Regions from separate parts of the Mus musculus genome. Here region 2 is linked to region 1. The links are chromatin loops, found by intact Hi-C in ENCODE. Cell type or tissue: left cerebral cortex. All regions are shown on one strand. Links, peaks and the distances in the headings refer to the core of each region. The heading gives the core; the rest is flanking DNA.

Region 1 (4,829 bases), core at 763-3,262:
ATGTGTTCAAATCTAGCCTCTGGTTTCTTGAGGTCTTTTGCCCCTGAGCTAGTAAAGACCATTAACACTTCCTGAGTTCCAGTTAGCAGGGACTCCGAAACAGCTCCTGTAGCAGAAATGAGACTCATGGGGGTTGTCTACATCTGAAATTTAGATCTCCTTTCTTTTTTCTTCCTTGAGACAGTTGAACTAATTGCACCTCACTCACCAACACACAGACTTTTCCTGAAATGAAAGCGGTTTTTCAAAAGCAGATATACAGTTTTAGTTTTGCTCCAGAACCGGCGTTTCTTCTAAAATGTCTTGAGAACTCCGAGGCCAGAGGAGCCTGAAAGATGGGTTAGCCTGTCCTCCATTTTCAGGCTTTCCTAGCAGCTGGAGAGAGAGAGATGCCAAGGATGGGTGAGGTCACAGCAGCCTATGCTGACTTTCTCTGCATTTTCAAATAAGGTTAATTCTGTGTGCTGGGGACCGGCTTTCAATTAGAAATTCCTGCCAGGAGTCGTTCATACACGCAGAGCTGGGGTGGTTTTGTGCTCCTTTGTATGAGGCCACATCTGCTGATCCTTGAAATTTTTACTTTCATTGTTTTATTTTCTCCCTGGTTTGTCTGAACAAAGAACACCACTCCCTCTCAATCTCAAGTGTGGAAAAACCCAGGGCAGCCCAGCGGGCGGCTACTTGGCAGGAGAAAGGGTGCAGAGAAGGAGGCTGGCAACGCCCTTCCTCAGGCCGGGTGCTTTCTTTCTTGTAAGCAATCATTCGTCTTCTCTTTGGAGGACACTTTGCTTTTTCCTGAACACACACGTCTAGCAAACTCATCAAGGGAGACGGTAATCATACAGTGCCCGCCGCTGACGCTCTCTCCACAGTGGGAAAGAATCTGCAGAACGGAAAAGGATACCTAGAGGCGATCAGTTATTTTCTTATAAGAAGAAAACCAGGAAGTCCTGAGTTGTGATTAACGGAAGCGTCGCTTCAGGTTCCCGATCAACCGCACGGTCTCCGATGGTTGTATCTGGCGGCTCAGAGTCTGCAGGCTGTGTGGATTCGTAAAATGGGTCCGTTTCTCTTCTCTTCTCTTCTCTTCTCTTCTCTTCTCTTCTCTTCTCTTCTCTTCTCTTCTCTTCTCTTCTCTTCTCTTCTCTTCTCTTCTTCTCTTTTTCCTTCTTTGAGACAGGGTTTCTCTGTGTTGCCCTGGCTGTCCTGGAACTCACTCTGTAGACCAGGCTGGCCTTGAACTCAGAAATCTGCCTGCTTCTGCCTCCCAAGTGCTGGGATTAAAGGCGTGCGCCACCACTGCCGGGCCTGTCTGTTTCTTTATACACAACACCCCGTTTGCATTCTTATTTAGACTCTGCCATTGGAAAACTAGGAGTGGAAAATTCTATTTAATATTTCCATTGGTCCTACCTATCTTCAAAAAGCACAGTGAAGGTGATTGGCAGGTAGTTCAAGAAATCAAGTTAAGACAGATGAATAGCATCACGTGCTAACATGGCCTTTCTTGGGGTAAGGATGACACAGCTATGAATGGTGTGACAACTGAAAAGCCCGGCCACCAGGAGACATTTGAGGACATTCCTTTAAATCAATGTATGTCTCTCAGTCAGAATCTTAGAAAAAAAATTCCCAAACCAAAACATGACAGTTATTTTTAACAACTATTTTTTTTTCAAATAAAGTTGGAATGTGTGTGTGGGAAAACAGGCAAAAAAAAAAAAAAGAATTAGTAGCTTGTTACTACTTAAAAAATATTTTCTTCAAAGTAGCATTTCAAACTGGAAAGAAGCCTATCTCTAAGACGAGTTGTTTATTCTTTTTTTCTACCACAGTAATTGCTTAGCGGCCACCGGAAGAGTAGTATGTTAGCGGGTGACCGTTTCAGGCACTTTGGTGTTTGTGATTGGGGAAACTGTTGTAAGCCAAGAGAGAAAAGCATTTCACACAGAGCTGCTCAAAGGCCCTTTCTGGGTTGCTCATAGTGACAGCAGTCAGGAATTGTGCTGCAGGACAAGTGAATAATTAGGGACAGTGCCACCAAGGCAAGCTAGCTGAAGCAGCTAATGAGGACTTCACAAAACTGCATGCCTTGGTGTCACCACTGCCTTGGTTCTCCCGTTACTGGAGCGCTCAGGAGGAAAGTCTGGTTGCTGGGAGCCTGGACAAGCTGGCCCGAGGGGTTTTACCAGAGGAATTACCCAGATCAATGCCAGGTGCCAGCACGGGGCCTTTTGGGCTCAATAACCCATATTGCTTCCCTCAGCAGACTCGTTCTCTCTGGTACATGGAATCTCCTGTGGCTTCCATTGTGGTCTGTTGGGTTATTCAGCGGAGCTGGCTGTTGAATGTTGTATTCACTGTTCAGAGCATGCGTGCGGAGCGCAGTTTGTTAACGTTCAGCCTATTCTTCCAGACTCTCGTCTGATATCTAGTTCCATATTTTTCTCTCTCTTCTCTCCTGCCTTTTGAAACTTTTCCCCCTTGAATGTAGAAATTATGATTGGCCATAAAGATGTATAAATTGGTCAAGAAGGTGGAGCCGTGGTCACAATCTCCCTCAGATAAGCAGTAGCCTCCCAGGGAAGACCAAGACTGGATACCCAGTTCTTAGGTTAGAAGAAAACGTTGGCTCAGATAGGAGGACCCATCTCAGGGCTGATCATCCAGAGTCTTAAGACCCCTCTTGTTCCTGTAAGCATGAAGGATAAACTTAAGACCCGTGGGAGCCAAGATCCAAAAGGACTACTTCGTGACCAGCATATAAATCTAGCCAAATAGCATGGAAAGTTTCAGTTTTCAGGAAAGAAAGAGAGAAAAGGAAAGATATAAATAGAAATTCAAGGAAGGAAGGAAGGAGTGTTGGGGATCCTGGCCCCACCAACTGGGTATAGTGGCCGGCTTATGTCTACTAGATAAAACCTAGATATATTGGGTAAGAAGAAATCTTAGTTAAGAAAATGCTTTGGGATGGAGAGATGGCTCAGTGGTTAAGGACACTGATTACTCTTCCGGAAGACCCAGGTTCAATTCCCAGCACCTGCACAGCAGATCACAACTGTCTATAACTCCAGTTCTTGGGGCTCTGAAACCCTCATACACACAAACATTCAGGCAAAACACCAATGCAAGTGAAATAAAAATAAATAAAACTGTAAAAGAAAATGCCTCAATAAGATTGGCCAGTAGGCAACTCTGTAGGGTGTTTTCTTGATTAATAATTGATATCAGAAATCCAAGCCCACTGGGGACAGTGACATTCCTAGGCAGGTGGTCTTGGGATGTATAAGAAAACGAACTGGAAAATCCAGGAGGAGTAAAGCAGGAAGCAGCACTTCTTTATGGCTTCTGCTTCCGTTTCTGCCTTTAGTTCCTGTCAAAGGACAGGATAGGTTCGTCAAATAAAACCTTTTCTCTACAAGTTGATTTTAGTCATGACTCTCAGACTGGAAGATTAATACAAGTTGTTTGAGACCTTGGACAGGGCACCCCAGGACCTAGACTGGTGGTTCAAGGCCTTTTCCCAGGCCTGGGCTGAGACGCAGGGATGGGGAGAGCCACGAACCAGTCCCCCAAATATGTGGAGCTCAGAGCCCAAGCCTCCCTGGTGTCCCTGACCTAATCAGGCCCCACATTACCAGGTTCCTAGACCAAGGGATCCCGGGGAAGTGCCAATCGGTTTGGAATACTCCCCTCCTGCCTGTGAAAAAACCTGGGACCCAAGACTAAGGAGGACTGTCTAAAGGGGACTAAACGCCTCTTGGAGGAGCGGGGAGGATTGCGATATAGAGCCTCAGCCAAGAAGGCCCAAATTTGCCAGAGAAAAGTAAGCTATCTGGGCTACCTGCTGAAGGGCAGCCAGCGCTGGCTCTCCAACATTCTCTCGAAAAGCGACCATCCCCGCACATCCCTCTCCGCAGAGCCCCAGACAGGTATGGGAATTCCTGGGCACAGCCAGGTTCTGCCGGCTATGGCTTCCAGGGTTTGCTGAATTGGCTGCCCCCCACCCCCACCCCGGACTGAAAACAGACAGCCCTTCCATTGAGGTAAAGAACAGCAACAGGCTTTTGATGTGATTAAGCAGGCTCGGCTCAAGGTCCCTGCTCTAGGACTGCCCGATGCCAGCAAACCTTTCCATCTTTATGCAGCAGAGAACAGGGAGATAACCAAGCGAGTGCTCACTCAGCGGCTGGGCCCTGGGAAGCCATCAGTTGCCTATCTGTCAAAGAAATTAGACCCTGTTGCTGCTGGGTGGCCTGCTTGTCTACAGATAGTGGTTGTGGTGTCAGTGTTAGTTAAAGATGCAATAAATTAACTCCGAGGCAAAATCTGACTGTGACAGCTCCCCAGGCCTTGGAGAGCGTTGTTCACCAGCCCCTGGATCAATATCTGACCAAAGCCCTCATGACTCATTATCAGACTCTGTTGCTAAACTCGGATTGGGTGACCTCCGTGTCACCAGTGGCCCTTAACCTGACGACTTTGCTACCCGACCCTGACCTCAATCCTCCAGCTCATGACTGCCAGAAGATCCCAGCTGAGGACCAGGGATGGTGAAAGGACCCGTTGGCTCAGCTGCTCCCCGATGCCGAGGTGACCTGGTTCACTGATGGCAGCAGCTACCTGGTAGAGGGACAGCGCAAGGCAGGAGCCAACATTGTGGAATGGCGCCAGGTGGTCTGGGCAGAACCACATCCTCTGGGGATGTCAGCCTAGAAGGCAGAGCTGATAGCTATGACCAAAGCCTTGGACCTGGGAGTAGGCAAAAAGATCAACATCTACAAGGATAGCAGGTATGCCTTTGCCACAGCCCACATCCACGAGGCTAT
Region 2 (4,829 bases), core at 779-3,278, 70 kb after region 1:
CATGGGCTGATCATCAAGAGCAGCAGCAGTAGTGGAGTGGAGTCAACCAGAGCCTAGAGGGATACAGGGGACAGAGCTGGAGATGTGACCCAAGCCATTTGGAGGAACATAGAAGATTGTGTGTGGATTCCAGACACTGGAACAAGAAGCTGTAATGTTAAAGTTGCCTTGGATACCCCAAAATGTTAGAGATGTCAGAGCCATGGGATGCCTGCCAAGGAAAACCACTATCAGGGAGTAGAACCAGCCAAAGAAAAAGAATTGTGTTGTAGTCAACAAAACAGAAAGGAGTTGGAGATCTGAAGAACACGTTGACATCAGACATAGAGATGCAGAGTTTGGGATTTGCCTAGCTGGTTTTTAGTCTTTTTTTTTTTTTTTTTTTGTCCAGTATTTCCTCATTGATAATGGCATTTAGGAATGATGATGCATATCCTGTGGCGCTTGAGGTATGTGATGAGGCTTTTTGATTTTGATTTTATAGGGGATTACAGTTAAATGATTGGATGAATCTCAGAAGAGACTTTGAACTTTGGATTTTTAAACATTGTTGAAACTGATAAGTCTATGGGGACTTTTGAAGTTGTACTAAATATATTTTGCATTATGCTAATGGTTGGTATGGACCCCATAGACTCATGTGTTTGAACAAGCCATTAGTGCCAGGGAGTGGAATGTGGTGGATTGAATATGCTGGGCCCAGGGAGTTGCACTATTAGGAGGTGTGGCCTTGTTGGAGGAAGTACATCACTGTGGGGGTGGGCTTTGAGAAACTGCCTCCTAGCTGTCTGGAAGATAGTCCTCTTCTGGCTGCAGTTAAATCAAGATGTAGATAGAACTCTCTGCTCCTTCCCTATCACCATGTATGCCTGGAAGCTGCCATGCTTCCTGCTATGAGGATAACAGACTCAACCTCTGACACTGTAAACCAGCCCCAATTAAATGCTGTCCCAATATAAGAGAGTGTGCCTTGGTTATGGTGTCTCTTCACAGCAATGGAAACCCTAAATAAGACAGTGAGTTAATTCATATAACATGGCCTTTCATACAGCAGTTAGTGTCCCTTTTCTTTCCTCTTCTTTTCTTTTCCTTTCTTTTCTTTTTAAATTATTTCTTTTCTTTTCTTTTTTTATATTGGATTTTTTAAAATTTACACTTCAAATGTTATCCCCCTTTCCTGGTTTCCCTCCTTCCCGGAAACACCCTATCACATCCTCTCTCCCGCTGCTTCTCTGAGGGTGTTCTGCCACCCACCTCCCTGCCCTCAATTCCCCTACACTGGGGCATCTATTAAGCCTTCATAAGACCAAGGACCTCTCCTCCCATTTCATACCTAACAAGGCCATCCTCTGCTACATATGCTGCTGCAGCCATGTGTACTCCTTTGTTCATGGCTTAGTCCCTGGGAGTTCTGGGTGTAGTGTCCCTTTTCATTGTGGGTTTTTCGGATCATTAATGGTATAGCCAGAATTTGAAACCTTTTCAACATATGTAAAGAAGTTGGTTTCTCATGATTCTGAGAGTAGATAGATGGACTTTAGATCTGACATCTCTTTGGAGGTAACAATGGTCACAAATATCAGAGACATCACAAATCCAACCAGAACAAAGATGCTCCAGACTCACTGGCTTGTACCATCTCCCAAGGAGCTCCGACTCAGCTTTAAGAAACCTAGAGCTGGTGATCCGAGCACTGAACAGATGGAGGCAGGAAGTTCAGGAGTTTAAGGTAATTCTCACCTATATAGCATGGCTGAGGTCTACACGGAACCCTCTTTCAAATAAGCAAACCAGGCTGGGGAGATGTCTCATTTGGTACACTGCTTGCTATGTGATAATGAAGACTAGATGCAGAAAGGTGAATTCTGGTAGTGTTCCCGTAGTCCCAGCACTGGGGATGCAGAGACAGCAAGATTCCTGGAGCATGCTGGCCATAGATCTCAACTAGCAACTTGGTGAGTTCCAGGCTCAGTGAGGGATTCTGTCTCAAAAATATAACGTGGGGTAGTGAACTGCAAAGATAGCCAGTGTAGACCATGGCCTACATATATAAATGCACACATATGCACATGAGTGATGTGCCCACATACACTCTCTAAACACACAGAAAATAAGCCCATGTACAATCACAACAGAAACCAAAACAAAATAAAAAGCAGAAAGTAAGGTAAGACTTAAGCTCTAGGTATTACTCGTTGGTTTGTTTTGAAGTCAGTTTCCCTGGCTCTCAGTGGAAAGGCATACAGGGGAATCATGTATGTGGGCATTCCCATTATGTGTCATCTATTTAGACAGGTAAGTGTTTACCTCATTATTTTCATTCTAGACACATAGGTTCATTTTAGTTCTCCTTATGGGTTAAGATGCTCAAATTCTGTTATCCTTAATATATTTTCTTCTTGGTCAGCTTCTTCTATCCAATCCATCGTCCTTTGGCTCCCCTGTCTCTTCTGTATATGCTTGCTGGGGCACTGACTTCCTACTGACAGGCCCCACCTCTCTCTGCTGCTGCTCTCCCTCATGGGTACCCTCCTTATCAAAGTCTAGAGTTGGCAGTCTGTGTCAAGGCATCCCAGGTAAGACCTCCTGTTTGCACCAGACCTGACAGCCTTTCACCTCTCCAAGCCTCTGTGGACACCTACCTTACAGTAAAGAGCAGCTCTAGAACTGAATAGGTCCACAAACAAAGACAGAAGTCCCAGGACCATATGGGGGATTTCTTCGGGTATTTTTCTGATACTATCTCTAGTATTTTTACTGTTAGGTTGACAGATCGGAACCCTCAGAGATGGGATCAAACCACAGGTCACTTACAGATGAGAATTCTTGCTCAGCAGAACGGTTTGTTCTCTTTCTGTCCTTTAGCAGTCCAGGAAAGCTAGGAGAGGGTAATTGGATGAAGCCTCCACTTACTTCTAATTGGCATCAGGTTAGTGGTAATGACTAAGAAGAGGGCTACTTACCCTAAGAGTTTCAGATCCTGCTTAATTGTCTACCCGGGCTCCCATTCCAAATTCATTAACAGAAGAGGGTAGAATTTGGCTTCTCTCTGAGTTTGTTTCTTGCACGGCTTGTTTAGCCTTCTCATTGGTTCCAGTACGAAATATAGAAATGTCTGATCTCTTGCAATGAAAATTACTTGCAAAATGAGGGACATAGGCTTTTGTACACACCATTGCACTTTAGTTCTGTTATAGGAATCTCAAACATATCATACACAAATCTCCAAATATCCAACTAGTAGCTATATCTCCCCTACTTTGAAAAACCAGTTAGAATCAACAGGCTAACCACCCCATCGTCAGGTAACAGCTACAGATGGTTACACGGGTTGAAATTCCACAGTAATGGATTTTTCTGGCAATGGAGTTTTGAGGTAAGGAGGATAGATCTTTACTCTATTCTCCTGTGAAGTCTTCTCAATCTATCCTGATTGTCTGCCATATAAACAATAACATTTAAGATACCTCTTGATTCACTAAAAGGTTTGCCCTGTTAATTCCGTTCCCAGATATCTGTTCTCCCCTGGCTTGTTCTGTGATTCCTCAGAGTATAGAGAAATTTAATGAGAAATGGCTCTCATGGGACAAAAGCAGAAGGGGAAGGGGGAGAGGAGGAGGAGGAGGAGGAGGAGCAGCAGCAGCAGCAGCAGCAGCAGCTGTCTAGGTGTCCAGGTGAAGGTGGCATATGCATGAAAGCTATTGGAAAAGAAACCAGGAGATGGAGCGTGTGGGTCATGTCTGTGACTAACAAACTGTAGACTGCATGAGTGTGTTCTAGGCAACTGAGGAATCAGGGCATTGGCGACTTCCCTGCTTCAGGTGTCTCAGCATTGCCTCAGGGGATCTTGGTAGCAGTTGGGGGCCTGCAAGGAGAATCACTGAGGTAGACTTGAAGGAGACTTTGCCCAACTGGTGTGACCAATTTCAGATCAATCAGGAGCAATTCTGCTCTCACATATGCTGTGTTACTCTTGAAAGGTTTTGTTTTATGATTATTGTTATTTTTAAACTGCAGTGACTTCATAATAATAATAATAATAATAATAATAATGCTTTTTCAAAACTTTTGATTGGTTCTTTGTGAATTTCCCATCATGCACTCCAATCCCATCCATTTTCCCATCCCTCCATACCTGCCCTCTGCTCTTGCAACCTCCCTGAACACACACACACACACACACACACACACACACACACACAAAATTAAAAAAAAAAATCTCCTCATGGACACTTGGTGTGTCACTGTGTCCCACAGTAGATCCCTTTTCCCAAACAGCTTTACTTCCAAATGTTTATTGCAGTGACTTGTTGGTCTTGTTCAAGGCCTCTGGCTTCTGCTACACCATCAATACTGGATCCTCACCAGGACTCTTCTCGATATCCCTGTTGCTGCCTTGGGTCGTAGAGTTCCTGCAGCTTTGGTTCTGCAGGAATGGCCCCTTCATGTGCTCCAGCAGTCCATAGATGGGGTCAATGATGGGGCAAGCAAACTCAAAACCTCAGATCTGGGCTTGGGAAGTAGCTGACTTGGTCAGCCCAACAGCTCTCTAGTGCCTGCCCATACTACCTGGCTAGCTCTCCCTCTTTGCCCAGGCAAAGAGCAGGATCAGATCTCTTGCCTGTGGCAGCCTGCAAGGGGCATGACCAATTCTCCAACACCCATGCCATTGGGGCTAGTTCTCCTGTACGCACACCACCAGCTCTCTAGTGCTGCTCCAGCAAGGGGAGTGGCCAGCTTACCAGAGTGCTATAGCTGGCAAGGGGTAGGGACAGCTCTCCCACTCTAACGTTCTTAGCGCCAACTCACCCATACCCATGGTACCAGGG

The links. A loop is a pair of places that touch in the nucleus more often than their neighbours do. Peaks named below come from ENCODE experiments on the same cell type or tissue, not always from the same donor. Only the 100,000 strongest peaks of a DNase experiment are listed, where the experiment ranks them.
Region 2: it touches region 1 in a loop (2.1-fold over the local background); 3 of 42 quality-filtered maps call a loop at or near these places.

The regions. Positions count from the first base shown.
Region 1 is chr16:78,455,907-78,460,735 of GRCm38, forward strand. No RefSeq gene overlaps it. Among named protein-coding and RNA genes, the nearest start is that of Gm25038, 34 kb to the left of the region's middle. In left cerebral cortex, for the core only: no CTCF peak of the experiment used is centred there; a DNase peak (open chromatin) is centred at 2,085.
Region 2 is chr16:78,525,689-78,530,517 of GRCm38, forward strand. No RefSeq gene overlaps it. Among named protein-coding and RNA genes, the nearest start is that of 4930478L05Rik, 32 kb to the right of the region's middle. In left cerebral cortex, for the core only: no CTCF peak of the experiment used is centred there; no DNase peak of the experiment used is centred there.